Regions from separate parts of the Homo sapiens genome. Here regions 2 and 3 are each linked to region 1. A link is an interaction called in ENCODE POLR2A ChIA-PET data of the cell type or tissue named here. Cell type or tissue: A673. All regions are shown on one strand.

What was found. Peaks named below come from ENCODE experiments on the same cell type or tissue, not always from the same donor. Only the 100,000 strongest peaks of a DNase experiment are listed, where the experiment ranks them.
Region 2: POLR2A ChIA-PET joins it to region 1 with 5 read pairs; 2 of 35 experiments call an interaction of 5 or more read pairs at or near these places.
Region 3: POLR2A ChIA-PET joins it to region 1 with 6 read pairs; 2 of 35 experiments call an interaction of 5 or more read pairs at or near these places.

What each region holds. Positions count from the first base shown.
Region 1 is chr7:68,678,089-68,683,088 of GRCh38, forward strand. No RefSeq gene overlaps it. Among named protein-coding and RNA genes, the nearest start is that of CT66, 920 kb to the right of the region's middle. In A673, no CTCF peak of the experiment used is centred here; DNase peaks (open chromatin) are centred at 263, 883, 1,963, 2,533 and 1 weaker place; H3K27ac peaks cover 4,657 bases.
Region 2 is chr7:68,956,249-68,961,248 of GRCh38, forward strand. No RefSeq gene overlaps it. Among named protein-coding and RNA genes, the nearest start is that of CT66, 640 kb to the right of the region's middle. In A673, no CTCF peak of the experiment used is centred here; no DNase peak of the experiment used is centred here.
Region 3 is chr7:68,516,882-68,521,881 of GRCh38, forward strand. No RefSeq gene overlaps it. Among named protein-coding and RNA genes, the nearest start is that of CT66, 1.1 Mb to the right of the region's middle. In A673, no CTCF peak of the experiment used is centred here; no DNase peak of the experiment used is centred here.

The DNA of each region.
Region 1 (5,000 bases):
AGAAAGAAAGAAAAGAAAAAACACAGAATTCATTCATAAATAGGGTCCTATCACACACGCTCAGATTTATGTACGTATTATGGGTATATAAATGGGCCAGAACTGGATAGTGCACCCTACTTTCCAAAAGTCAGCCTTCCATTTACTCTACATTTCATGGAGGATTGGGCTTCCTCCAAGTAGAGAAGGAGGCCTCTGAACTTGCAAACTTCACTTCCCTTCCTAACCTCCCTCAGATGTCTCTGACTATGAATATGCACCCACGCATTTCCTGAGTTTCTCAGGGAGTCTCAGACACTGACGTGACAGCCTGTGCATCGGATTCCTATTTAGCAAATACACCTAGTTGGCGCCAATGTCTTAACCTTTACCTCCTTCCAGATCTTGGTGCAAACTTACACTGGGAAGAGTAGACTCTAAGCTTGCTATATGAGCTTTTCCATGAGTCACCAAAATTTAGAGAGACCCAATATATAATAAGGTGATTTTAAAATTCCCAGCAGGTCTGGTGCAGTGGCTCATGTCCGTAATCCCAGCACTTTTGGGAGGCTGAGGCACTTGAGGTCAAAACTTTCAGACCATTCTGGGCAACATAGCAAGACCCCATCTCTACAAAAAATAAAAAATTAGCCAGGTATGGTGGCATGCATCTGTAGTCCCAGCTACTCAAGAGGCTGAGACAGTAGGATCACTTGAGCCCAGGAGGTAGAGGCTGCCATGAGCTATGATTGCACCTCTGCCCTCCAGCCTGGGTGACAGAGTAAGACCCTGTGTGTGTGTGTGTGTGTGTGTGTGTGTGTGTGTGTATATATAAATATATAAAAATCAGTGATCACATTCTGGGCAAAGTTCCAGTCTCTTTCTCTTTTGCTCTCCAGTTATTTCAAGAACTGTAGTTAGGAGCCCATCACTGGCCACAGGCCAGGCACTTAAGTGACTACTTGAGATGGAGATAGTCAAAGAATAAAGATCAAGGAAAGGGCCAGGCGCAGTGGCTCACGCCTGTAATCCCAGCACTTTGGGAGGCCGAGGTGGGGGGATCATGAGGTCAGGAGATCGAGACTATCCTGGCCAACATAATGAAACCCCATCTCTACTAAAAATACAAAAATTAGCCAGTCATGGTGGCGGTCACCTGTAGTCCCAGCTACTCAGGAGGCAGGGGCAGGAGAATCACTTGAACCCAGGAGGTGGAGGTTGCAGTGAGCCAAGATCACGCCACTGCACTCCAGCCTGGGTGACACAGTGAGACTCTGTCTCAAAAAAAAAAAAAAAAGATCAAGGAAAGAGAATTCCCAGGCCTTTGGAATCTTTGTGGGTTCCAGGGGAGCACCCCCACTCTGTATGGCACAACAGGCTTGAGGGCATCCATGGGATTCCATTATGCAAATTAGGAAAATTAGCCCCCAGGGCAGATCGAGCTTCAAGGGGACATAGCTTGGGAATCCTCTGGTTCTTTGGACCTTGCTATGATGGACACTGCCCTGGGGCAAGTGCATGCCTTGGTAAGCGGAACCAGCACTGGCTTTCAGCCCTGCTCACTCCTTAGCCAAAAGCCCTATTCAGGCCACAGCCTGTCAAACTGCAGGCAATGGCCCTGTGCCAGGAAATGGTTTCCCTTCTCAGCTTCTCCCTGGGCGTTTATCTGCTTCTGCTAAGTCCATTGGTAAGATGCCTCCAGTTTTCAAAATGACCTGGGCCTCTATTCATCAGCACCCTATTACCCCCCGAGCATGCCTACTTGGACTTCCACAGAAACCATCCTCACTCTTGAGCAATACCATCATGCTGCCTTCCTTCCAGTACCTCTGAGAGGCTAATATTCAGCATTCTGGAAAGATTGTTAATAATCGCCCACAACAGACATAGCAGCATGGTTAAGAATCTTGCTCAGCTGGGTACGATGGCTCATGCCTGTAATCCCAGCACTTTGGGAGGTTGAGATGGGAGGATCACTTGAGCCCAGGAGTTTAAGATCAGACTGAGCAACATGACGAGACCTCATTTCTACAAAAAATAAAACAATTAGCTGGATATGGTGGTGTATGCACCTGTGGTCTCAGCTCCTCAAGAGGCTGAGGTGGGAGGATCACTTGAGCCTAGGAGACTGAGGCTACAGTGAGCTGTAATTGAGCCACTGCACTCCAGCCTGGATGACAGAGCAAGACCCTGTCTCAAAAAGAAGGAAGGAGGGAAGGAAGGAAGGAAGGAAGGAAGGAAGGAAGGAAGGAAGGAAGGAAGGAAGGAAGGAAGGAAGGAAGGACGGCAGGAAGGGAGGGAGGGAGGAAGGGAGGGAAGGAGAGAGAGAAACAAGAAGGAAGGAGAAAGAAAGAAAAAGAAAGAAGGAAAGAAAGAAAGAAAGAAAGAACAGAAAGAAAGAAAGGAAGAGAAAGGAAGGAAGGAAAGGAGGCAGGGAGGGAGGGAGGAAAGAAGGTAAAGAAAGAAAGAAAGAAAAAAGAATCTTGTGCTGCAATCTGCAACCAGGCTGTCTAAATTACAACTCATGCTCCACCCCTTTCTTAGTTATATAAGCTTGAGCAAGTTTCTTAAGCTCTTTGTGTCTCTATTACATCCCCTGTGAAAAGAGGATTTTAATGTTAATATCACAGGGTTGTTGGGAGGATTAACTGAGTCAGCAAATGGAAGCAGTACCTGCTCCAGGCAATATTTAGTTAGCACTTGCTATGTGCTAAATACTAGCTGTTATTACTATTTGAGTTTCTCCAATGAAAGATGTTCTATAATGAGATATTTACAGTCCAAGATGCCCTACTGTGTGCCTTCAATATGTCTGTGTGATCAAATATTGTTCAAAATGAGGTTTTAAAAAGCCACAATTTTTTTTTTTTTTTGTAACAGGGTCTTGCTCTGTCGCCCAGGCTGGGTGTGATCTCAACTCACCGTAACCTCCGCTTCCCAGGTTGAAGTGATTCTCTCACCTCAGCCTACCAGGAAGCTGGGACTACAGGCTCCCACCACCATGCACGGCTAATGTTTGTGTTTTTAGTAGAGAAGGGGGTTTCACCATGTTGGCCAGGCTGGTCTTGAACTCCTGGCCTCAAGTGATCCACCTGCCTCAGCCTCCAGAAGTGCTGGGATTACAGGTGTGAATCACTGCGCCCGGCCCACGAAATACATTTTAAGTGAAAGGTACAGGGCAGTTCTTTTGCCTTAGTGCTGGGAGTAAACTCATGCATAAACAGGGTCCTATCACACATGCATATATTTACGTATGTATTATGGGTACATAAATGGGACTATACTTCATGTGCTGTGAAAGTTCCTTTAAAACTCTTTAAGCCTCATCCACCTTATTTGTAAAATGAACAAATAATTATACAAGATGATACATCTAACATGTCTACCAGTTCTCTCCCTCTTGTTTCTAGTTTTCAGCACAAACTCCTACTCTCCCTTGACCCTTACCATTCTGCTGTTCTTCTCGCTCTCCTATGTCTTCCCAAAATGTTAGGGCAAAAATTGAAGAAAATTAAAAAAAAAAAAAAACTGTCCATGATTCTCCTCCTAGGGATGGCAACTAAAAATACCGTGCTTTGTATTGTCTTGCTTGAGCAAGGTAGGGCTGGTCCCCTCTGAATCTTGGTTTAGTATCCTACGGAATGGAGATAGAGAGGAATCTGCACACCAGCCTGGAAGGAGTTTCAGGAGTTTGTGTGGTTGTTTTGTTTTGTTTTGTTTTGTTTTGTTTTGTTTTGTTTTGTTTGAGACAGAGTTTCACTCTTGTCACCCAGGCTGGAGTGCAATGGTGCGATCTCGGCTCACTGCAAACTCCACCTCCCAGGTTCAAGTGATTCTCGTGCCTCAGCCTCTGTAGTAGCTGGGAGTGCAGGTGCCCACCACCACACCAGGCTAATTTTTGTATTTTTAGTAGAAATGGGGTTTCTCCATGTTGGCCAGGCTGGTCTCGAACTCCCGACCTCAGGTGATCCTCCTGCCTTGGCGTCTCAAAGTGCTGGGATTACAGGAGTGAGCTACCACACATGGTCCTCTCTTTTTGTTTGTTTGGTTGGTTGGGTTTTTTTTTTTTTTTGGTTTTTGTTTTGTTTTGTTTTTTTGAGACGAAGTCTTGTTCTGTCTCCTAGGCTGGAATGCAGTGGCGTGATCTCAGCTCACTGCAACCTCCACCTCTGGGGTTCAAGCAATTCTCCTGCCTCAGCCTCCCTAGTAGCTGGGAATACAAGCACGTGCCACCACGCCCAGTGAATTTTTGCATTTTTAGTAAAGATGGGTTTTCACCATATTTGCCAGCCTGGTCTGAAACTCCTGACCTCACATGATCCACCTGCCTCAGCCTCCCAAAGTGCTGGGATTACAGGCATGAGCCACCGTGTCCAGCCCCGTGTTTTGTTTTTTTAAGACAGAGTCTCACTCTCTCACCCAGGCTGGAGTGCAGCAGCGTGATCTCAGCTCACCGTTACCTCCATCCCCTGGTTTCAAGCAATTATTGTGCCTCAGCCTCCCGAGTAGCTGGGATTACAGGTGTGCACCACCACACCCAGCTAAGTTTTGTATTTTTAGTATAGACTGGGTTTCATCATGTTGACCACGCTGGTCTTGAACTCCTCACCTCAAGTGATCCACCTGCCTTGGCCTCCCAAAGTGCTGGGATTAAGTGAGCCACTACACCCAGCCAGGGTTTCAGGAGTTTTAAATGAGATTATGCAGATCTGAGTGCCTGGTATTGCATGTGATAAACGTTTGTTCTTTCTGAGCCATGGTGCTGCTTAGAAGCGTGATCCAAATAAGTTATATTTTATTCCACAACTCAGCAAACCTCAGCCTGTGCATAAACCTTTCCTGTTCAGTGTGATTTTTCTGCCTGACTTCCCTCTTCTGTCCTTTCTGTACCACCCTGTGTTTTGCTGATGGCCAATCAATGGCCCATTTTTCTTAAACAGCCTACACTTGGTATTTTACTACCGACCATGAGGGCCCCCGCCTTTTAATTACTCCTGCTGAGCCCAGCACTATATATAACA
Region 2 (5,000 bases), 280 kb after region 1:
TGCAGAGATGGGGTCTTGCTTGCTACGTTGCCCAGGCTGGTCTTGAACTCCTGGCCTCAAGCAATCCTCCTGCCTTGGCCTCCCAAATTGCTAAGATTACAGGTGTGAATCACTGTGTCCAGCCATAAACAGATATAATTTTTAAAAGAAAAGCTTTTCTGCTTTCCCCTGTGCAAACTGCTTTTTCCTTATCCTCATCTTCCCCCAAACAAAAAGAAAACAACAACAAATAAAAAAGAAACACCTAAATCATCAAGTGAATCAATCATTAAGCAAATTTAACTTCAGTAAATCATTCCTAACTCTGTCGTCCTTCCATTAAGTAGCAGTTAATCATCAATGTCCTCACTTCTTTCAATTACCTCGTATGTGATTCCACCCAGACTCAGAAACCACCCACAGAATTAAGTCTACACAGAGTTTTTTAAAGGACTTGGAATGATATGATGCCAATAAATGGTTCTGAAAGTCAAAAGGACAAACTGAACCATCAACCAAGAATCAAGAAATGAATTAATACAGGAGCTTGTCATCCGTAGGACAAGAGTGAAGACATCAGAATTGGGTATACTACTAACTCCAACTTTCACCAGTAGATTCAAAACTGTTCTTTTTTTTTTTTTGTCAGAGAGAGGGTCTTGCTGTGTCACCCAGGCTGGAGTGCAGTGGTGCAATCATGGCTAACTGCAGCCTCGAACTCCTGGGCTCAAGTGATCCTTCCACCTTGGCCTCCTGAGTAGCCAGGACTACAGGTGCGGGCCACCACAGCTGGCTATTTTTTTATTTTTTGTAGAGATAGGGTCTCACTATGTTGCCCAGGCTGGTCTTGAACTCCTAGCCTCAATCAATCTTCCCACCTTGGCCTTCCAGAGTGCTGGGATTATAGGCATGAGCATCTATGCTTGACCTCTTTTTATTTTTTATATAATTTTTTTTGAGATGGAGTCTCACTCTGTTACCCAGGCTGGAGTGCAATAGCCTGATCTTGGCTCATTGCAACCTCCGTCTCCCGGGTTCAAGCAATTCTCCTGCCTCAGCCTCCCAAGTAGCTGGGATTACAGGCGTGTACCACCACTCCCGGCTAATTTTTGTGTTTTTAGTAGAGATGGTGTTTCACCACGTTGACCAGGCTTGTCTCGAACTCCTGACCTCAGGTGATCCGCCTGCCTCGGCCTCCCACAGTGCTGGGATTATAGGTGTGAGCTACCGCGCCCAGTCCTCTTTTTTTGAGACGGAGTCTCGCTCTGTCACCCAGGCTGGAGTGCAGTGGCGTGATCTCGGCTTACTGCAAGCTCCACCTGCCAGGTTCACACCATTCTCCTGCCTCAGCCTCCTGAGTAGCTGGGACTACAGGCTCCCGCCACCGTGCCCGGCTAATTTTTTTTTTTTTGTATTTTTAGTAGAGACGGGGTTTCACCATGTTAGCTAGGATGGTGTTGATCTCCTGACCTCGTGATCCTCCTGCCTCGGCCTCCCAAAGTGCTGGGATTACAGGCATGAGCCACTGCGCCCGGCCCTGGCCCTCTTTTTATTTTTTGATTCAGCCTAGCAGTTGCTCTTCAGTTTTATTTCATTTTGCTTTTGTGCATGGTGGATCCGCCTACTCTGGTTGACAGGGTACTGTCCCATGGAGTACAGGTAACAAATGGTGCTGGCGGTTTTGAGACGTCACAGTCCTCAAAGCAGCTAGGGAGTCAGAAATTACATGTTAAGTGCAGTTTTTAGTTCCCTGGATATGAAATACCCACTACTATATATTTGAGGACTGACTTACCTAAGTCCTAGTGAATAAAAAGAGAGGAAAAGAAAGACCAAAATCATAAGGCAAAATCTAATCAAGTGCTAGTTTTGAGGCATGATCTAATTATTTGACAGCTTGTATGTGCCTTTGAAAGGCTCGATAAGGCCAGGTGTAGTGGTTCATGCCTGTAATCCCAGCATTTTGGGAGGCCGAGGCAGGAGGATCACGAGGTCAGGAGATCAACACCATCCTAGCTAACATGGTGAAACCCCGTCTCTACTAAAAATACAAAAATTAGCTGGGCTTGGTGGCGCACACCTGTAGTCCTGCTACTAGGGAGGCTGAGGCAGGAGAATCGCTTGAACCCAGAGGTGGAGGTTGCAGTGAGCCAAGATCGTGCCACTGTACTCCAGCCTGGTGACAGAGTGAGACTCCGTCTCAAAAAAAAAAAAAAAAAAAAAAGTCTTGATAAATAGATTCCCCCAAACCCCGTTTTAGTCTTCCTGCTCTTTCTCCTTGTTCTAAACAGGAAGAACAAATTCTGATGATTGTGAATGAGAAGACACAGTCCCTGGTGGGATGAAAACTTGTAATTCTATTTCACCCCATTCATAAACCTTCCTAGGTAAGCTATTGGTTGGATTCTAGTTCTGAATTATTCAGAGGAGACAGCATTGAAATATCATGTGAAATAAGAGAGAGCCTGTAATACATATTTAGTATTCTTTTAATCTGCTGTCCTATGTCAAACCTCCCTAATCCTCCCTGCTCCCCCAGGCTCAGTAATCTCTCCAGTGACACACACACAACCCACTCTAAATAATCCCCTCACTTCTTCTGCAGCAGAAGGCAGCCTTCTTTAACAGATTTCATTCCCATAATGTAATACAATCCTTCTTTTAAAAAGCTATTTTTAAAACGAACAGTTGCTTTCGAGGAAAATTATAAATAGTACCTCATTAATTGGGACCCAGCCTCAATAACGGTATGTATGTGAGAAGGCTGTAAAAACATGTCACATCGGATCCCTTAAGAGCACAGATAATTTGAGTGTTATCACAATCGTTCTTCCACCCTAAGGGTCTGGGTGGCCCACTTCTAAAACAGATGTATTTTAAAAGAGTTTGGTTTAAGTGGGACCAACTTAAAATGAATTAGCAAATGAAATCCAGGAGCACATTTAGGTAGGAAAGACTACAGTAGGGTGAGACTGTATAGAAATGGAAAGTATATTTCACTACAACAGAGATAGAAACGTTGTTGTGTTTTGTATCTTCCAACAGTGGGCAATGGACAAATTCATGTTATATAAGGAAGGATTGAAAGAATCAGGAAAGGGGCCGGGTGCGGTGGCTCATGCCTGTAATCCCAGCACTTTGGGAGGCCGAGGCGGGCAGATTACGAGGTCAGGAGATCGAGACCATCCTGACCAACATGGTGAAACCCCATCTCTACAAAAAATACAAAAAATTAGCCGAGTGTGGTAGCCCGCGCCTGTAATCTCAGCTACTCCAGAGGCTGAGGCAGGAGAATTGCTTGAACCCGGGAGGCAGAGGTTGCAGTGAGCCAAGATCGCACCACTGAACTCCAGCCGGGTGACAGAGCAAGACTCTGTCTCAAAAAGAAAGAGAAAGAAAGAAAGAAAGAAAGAAAGAAAGAAAGAAAGAAAGAAAGAGAGAGAGAGAGAGAGAGAGAGAAAAAGAAAGAAAGAAAGAAAGAAAGAAAGAAAGAAAGAAAGAAAGAAAGAAAGAAAGAAAGAAAGAAAGAAAGAGAGAGAGAAAGAGAGAGAGAGGATGGAAGGAAGGAAAGGAAGGAAGGAAGGAAGGAAGGATGGATGGATGGATGGATGGATGGATGGATGGATGAGGAAACGATTCACCTAGAGAAAGGGGTAGTGATTAAATGCCACTCTTTGGGATACAGAAGAGGAAAGGTGGGGTGGAGGAGGAAGAAGACAGAATTAGGAGAGAAGGAAGACAGAGGGGAGAAGAATAAGATCAGCATCTTCAATACTCAAAGAAAACAATATATTAAGAAAGGAAGCAGACTTAATCTGTGAGGCCCCAGAGAGCAGGATTAGAATGTACAAACATTTTCGGCTGGGTGCGGTGGCTCATGCCTGTAATCCCAGCACTTTGGGAGGCCGAGGCAGGTGGATCACCTAAGGTCAAAGTTCAAGACCAGCCTGGCATGATGAAACCTCGTCTCTACTAAAAGTACAAACAAAATTAGCTGGGTGTGGTAGTGGACGCCTGTAATCCCAGCTACTCGGGAGGTTGAGGTGGGAGAATCACTTGAACCCAGGAGGCGGAGGTTGCAGTGAGCTGAGATCGTGCCACTGCACTCCAGCCTAGGTGACAGAGTGAGACCCCATCTCAAATAAAAATAAAAATAAAAACGTACAAGCACAGTTACAATGAGCAAATATTTCAGGTCTGCATAAGAAAGTGCTTTCTGGTCATCAGAGCTAAGATGGGATATGTTCTATGGTTGTGAGCACCCCATCAGCAGAAGCATCCAAGCTCTTCACAAAGGGATTTCCCTATAAACTCTGAGATTCTATGATTTTCTGATCACATCAAGTGAACAGATCTACAGTAAAATCAGTAACACAAGGAAGATACATCGATTCCTGTTATTCACAGAAATTCCATTCCATAAAGCCACGGCAAAGCCTGAATTATCAAATACTGAACCATCGCTCCTAGAAGTACAGAGTTAGGTTCCCTCAAGCTTCTGGCTGTAATATTTTCATCAGCTGATCAATACATACATTTGCTTTTTGTGTGTTTCTTTTAAAGATACTTTTTATTTTATTTCGTTTTATTTTATTTTTTGAGACAGGTTCTCACTGTGTCATCCAGGCTGGAGTGCAGTGGTGCAATAATAGCTCACTGAAGACTCAAACTCCTAGAAGAAAATAATAATAATAGTAATAATAATAAAAAGACTCAAACTCCTGGGCTCAAGCGATCCTCCCACCTCAGCCTCAAGAGTAGCTGGGATTACAGCTGTGCACTACTATGTCTGGCTATATATATATATATATATATTTTTTTTTTTGAGATGGAGTTTCGCGTTTTTGCCCAGGCTGGAGTGCAATGTCACTTTTCTCAGCTCACTGCAACCTCCGCCTCCCAGGTTCAAGTGAATCTCCTGCCTCAGGCTCCCAAGTAGCTGGGATTACAGGTGCCTACCACCACGCCTGGCTAATTTTGTATTTTTAGTAGAGACAGGGTTTCTCCATGTTGGTCAGGCT
Region 3 (5,000 bases), 160 kb before region 1:
AGAGGGCACAAAGGAGAAGCAAGGGGAAGGAGTGGGAATATCTGAGCTCTAGGGTCCACTGACTTGACCCGCTTGTGACCTGGTACTTACTGATGTTAAAGCAAACTAAATATGGCCTAAGAAGGACTCCGTACTTCTATGTTTAAGTCCCTGTGGATGAAGTGCAACCTAACTTAATAGGTAGACAAGATTGAAAACCTAACTTAGGAGTATGAACTTGTAACAATCGCTGAGTGTTGGCCAATCCCAGCCGCCGTACTTCAACCATTCATACACTGCTGAGTGTTCAAACTGTGTTAAATAAGGCAAATGCCAGCCTGTAACCAATCCAGCTGTTTCTGTACCTCACTTCCGATTCCTGTACATCACTTTACTTTTTTGTCTGTAAATTTGTTCTAACCACAAGGCACCCCTGGAGTCTCTCTTGAGTCTGCTGTGATTCTGGGGGTTGCCTGACTGGTGAATACTTCATAGCTCCATTATGCTGCTTTAAATTTCATATGGCTGATGTTTTTCTTTTAACAGTAATAAACTTACAAACTATACTTAGAGCCTACATCCCTAAGATAGCCTCACAAGCAAAACCACTCAGGTGGCTGGCTCCAAAGGTCTAGCAGAAGGAGAGAAACCCAAACTAAATGGATCTAACCTCTAACAAGACCATTTTCCAAGGAAATATGATTCATATATATTCTGATATGTATCTCCACTGCTTTTAGGATGAAGAAAAGCGCCTTTATACGGCTCGTCTGAGCAGGCCTCTCCTCTCTAGCCTCATCTCGTAGTTTAATTCTTCTCTCTCTTTTTCTCTGGCAAATGAGCCTTTCAGCCCCTCCTGCCAGAGTACCTTTGCTCAATCTGTTCCAGGCTCCTGACACTTTCTTCTTTACCTAATTAGTGTCTACTCATCCTTTCAGACAGCAATTCAAGTATCCCTTCTTGCACGATCCTTCCCCTTATCTTTCTATGTCCAAACCTCATTAAAATGGTTCACAAGTTATGTAATTTTTTAAAACGCAATGAACATAATTGTGATCTTACTGTTGTTTGTGCGGCTATTGGATGAAGCTTTGTGATGGCAGAAACTTCAGTCATTTCTTCTTCACCACTAGAACCCCAGCATCTAGTACCTCACCTGGCACATATATGCACACACACACAAAAAAAAAATGAATGAAGGATCATCAGTGCAAATTCCTCCTCTTGCAGATGAGGAAACAGGAGCCCAGTTAGAGGAAGTTACCTGCCTTGGAGAACCCACCACAAATTAGTGATTGGCCTGAGACCGAGACTAAAGCTCTTACAGCTTTGAGCCTTCATTTCTTTCTCGACACCACCATTCCTTTCTCGACACCACCATTCCTGTACATGAAATGATGATTCAGCTGATTTTTTAAATGATGAAAGGAAGCCAAAGAAAAATCAGAGTTGTTTTTTTTTTTTTCCTTCACAAAATGGACCATTTTTGGCGATGCTCAAAGGGAAAGGACAGTGCACAAAAGAAATCATAAAAAGAAGTAAGGGTATAATAAGCAAAGTGCTTGATATGAATAATACTGAACAAAAACATTTCTGCTTATTGTTTATCTAATTTTGAATTTTAATGAATAGCAGGGAAGGTAATTACTCAATTCCAATGTTTATATAAAACTAACACATGAAACCTCACAGTTCGATATTTATGAAGTGTCAGGTTCCCTTAAATACTCAGCTTTGAAATTAGAAGGGGGAGCTATTCATTAACATTCTAAACTAGATAAATAAAGAATAGACTTGTTGTTTATTCATTAAAAAAATTAAAACTGGAAATTACACACTCATCTTTTGGGTGCCTCCATATTATTTAATTAGCCGTGAGTCAAAATGCTACCAAGAAGCAAACATCTACTCACCTAGAAAGAGACGTAACACCTATTAGCAGTTGGAATGATTTAACCAGGTTAGCAATTCAGATTCCTCTTCCATTTGTATTAAGGATCTTCATGAGATGCCTGAGGATTTACAAAGAGCACTGGCTCTAGAGTCAGATGATGCTGGGTTTGAATTACTTTTTCTTCTGGGTGACCTTTGGCAACTTGCTCAAATGTTCCAGAATCTGTTATTTTATCCATAAAATGGGATTAGACTCTTACTCGACAGTCAGGTGTGGTGGCTCATGCCTATAATTTCAACAATTTGGGAGGTCGAGCCAGAAGGATCACTTGAGCCCAGGAGTTCAAGACCAGTCTGGGCAACAAAGTGAGACCTCATCTCTACAGAACTCACCAGCTGGGCATGGTGGTGCACGCCTGTAGTTCCAGCTACAGGGGAGGCTGTGGTGGGAGGATTGCTTGAGCCCAGTGGGTCCAGGCTGCAGTGAGTAGTCATTGCAGCACTGCACTCCAGCCTGGGCAACAGAGCAAGACTTCATCTCAAACAAACAAACTATTTCCACAGGGTTTTGGGAGGCATTAATAGATCTAAAGCACAGCAACTGGCTCAGAGTAGGCATCTTATGAGTCATGACAAATGTAACATTGCTTTGGCCCCAGCTGTGGTGCAGCTATATGGAATAAGCATTTGGCTTTCTCCAAGTGGTGTTCCTGGAGCTACTGAGAAGGTCGGGGTGTTGAGAGTGATCACCCAAAAGCTTGCGGCATTTGAGGATACTAGGAAGCTCTCTACCTGAGGGGTCAGGACCAGGCTTTGCAGCAAAACACTCTAAGCACTAGGCGGGAACCACACCAGCTTCACTCATCACTATATTCCTACGGCCTAATACCAAGCACATAGTAGGTACTCATTGGTTCTGTGAATGAACAGCTGTATAACTTTCATTGCAACATTAGCACCTTTAAATACTTCCTCTGATGCCCAGGCTATCTCTCTTTGGCACAGGTCACTTATGTTTCCCAGCTTGTTCCACTTCCCCAAGTCACTGGCATGCAAAAGGAAGACATCCCAGGGACCTTGTCTACTTGGACCTTTCCCTGACAGCGCCACGCTCCCGGGTTCTGGGAGAGGGCTCTGGAAGCTTCTGTCTGGTTTTCTGGACTTCACCTCATCGCTGATTCTGTTTTCTATCCTTTCACTGTAATAAACTATACCCCACCTTGATCCAACTTCTTTTTTCTGATTTTCAGATGGGTTCGAGAGCTGACTGTCAAACAACATACACACTGCTGTTGGTCTGCTCTTTTCAGGAAGGGCAGTCCTCTTGCATATCTGCACATCTTGCATCTTTGTACATCTCTGCATTTCTTGCATCTCTGCACAGCGTCTGGGCCCTGGAAGGTCAATGTTCACCATGCCCACGTCCAGGTTTGGGATGGAGTTGCTTCAACACCCTGCCCTGCTTGTCTTCTCTCCTTTTCCTTGCTTTTCCTCTGAATTCATTGCCCTGCAACTCTGCTAGTTTCCCTAGATACCTCCTTCTCTGTGGAAGCTTTAGACCTCTCCCCTCCCTCCCATGTTGCGGTGCCCATTGGCTTTGCAGAAGTGGGAAGGGAGCAAGGGCAGATAGTCACCCTCCTAAAAGGTGACCTGCCATTCCCCTAGACCTTTGACAGAATCTACTGTTTCCTACTTGGTGAACTAAGTAGGACTGATAAATCACATGCTTCTAGGCCCTAACAGCCCCCACCCTTCCCCTGCTAATCATAGAGTCTCAATCTATTGAGGGGGGAGAGAGTAGCGATGTCTCAGTCCTGTTCAGGACACCAAGCAACAATTTGTGGAAAGGGGCAATTGTGGGGGCTTCCTACTAAGCATGTATTTTTATTCTGATGTTTTGGTATCTGGGGCCTTACTGGCCTTACTGGGAGACTTCAACCCACAGGGCAAGCCATTTTTTTTTATTTTTGTGACGGAGTCTCGCTCTGTCACCCAGGCTGGAGTGAGTGCAGTGGCACGATCTTGGCTCACTGCAAGCACCACCTCCTGGGTTCACGCCATTCTCCCACCTCAGCCTCCCGAGTAGCTGGGACTACAGGCACCCGCCACCACTCCTGGCTAATTTTTTGTATTTTTAGTAGAGACGGGGTTTCACCATGTTAGCCAGGATGATCTCGATCTCCTGTCCTGGTGATCCGCCCGTCTCGGCCTCCCAATGTGCTGGGATTGCAGGTGTGAGCCACTGCACCCGACCCTTTTTTTTTTTTTTTTTTTGATACAGACAGGGTCTCACTCTGTCTCCCAAGCTAGACTGCAGTGGCATAATCATTGCTCACTGCAGCCTCAGCCTCCTAGGCTGAAGTATACTCCCACCTCAGTCTCCCAAGTAGCTGGGACCACAGGCACAAGTCACCATATCTGGCCAGTTTTTAAAAAATTTTTTGTAGAGACAGGGTCTCACTATGTTGCCCAGGCTGATCTTGAACTCCTAGCCTCAAGCGATCCTCCTGCCTTGGCCTCCCAAAGCTCTATGATTACAGGTGTGAGCTACCTCCCTTGGCCTTCTTAGGGATAGTAAATGGTTGGTCTGCAGATGTGCCTTTCATGTGCAAACCCACCAATCCACAGCTTATACTCAACCACCTCCTCTATATGGCTCTTACCACTCCAGGCCAATACTTCCCTATCTTAATTACCACACGGCCAGGTGCCAGCCCCTACACCCCAGAGCCTGTTGAAATTATTCTAACTAGCCAATCCTAAGCCTGCCTACCCTGCTTCACCCATTGCTTCCTGCAGAAACCACAATAAAGGCTTTTGCCCACATTTTTCCCTCGCTGCCTCTGTCGCATGGCCAACCCTACTGTTTCCCTGCATTGTCCAGGGTGGCATGTCCCTCCCCTGGGGAACTGTGAGTAACAACCTAGCTTTACCATGACAGTCGTCTCCTTATCTGTTGACCCCACCATCCCTGAGTAATAATGAAACCTACATTTTAGAATAGCTACTCCCATTGTCTTTGTCTTCTGGTCCGAGCCCCAGGAAAATCTATTCTGACCTTCTTGGGAAGGGTGAACTCTCAGAAACTGATAATGTGGGCTGAATAGTGAGCTGGAGTGTAAGATATA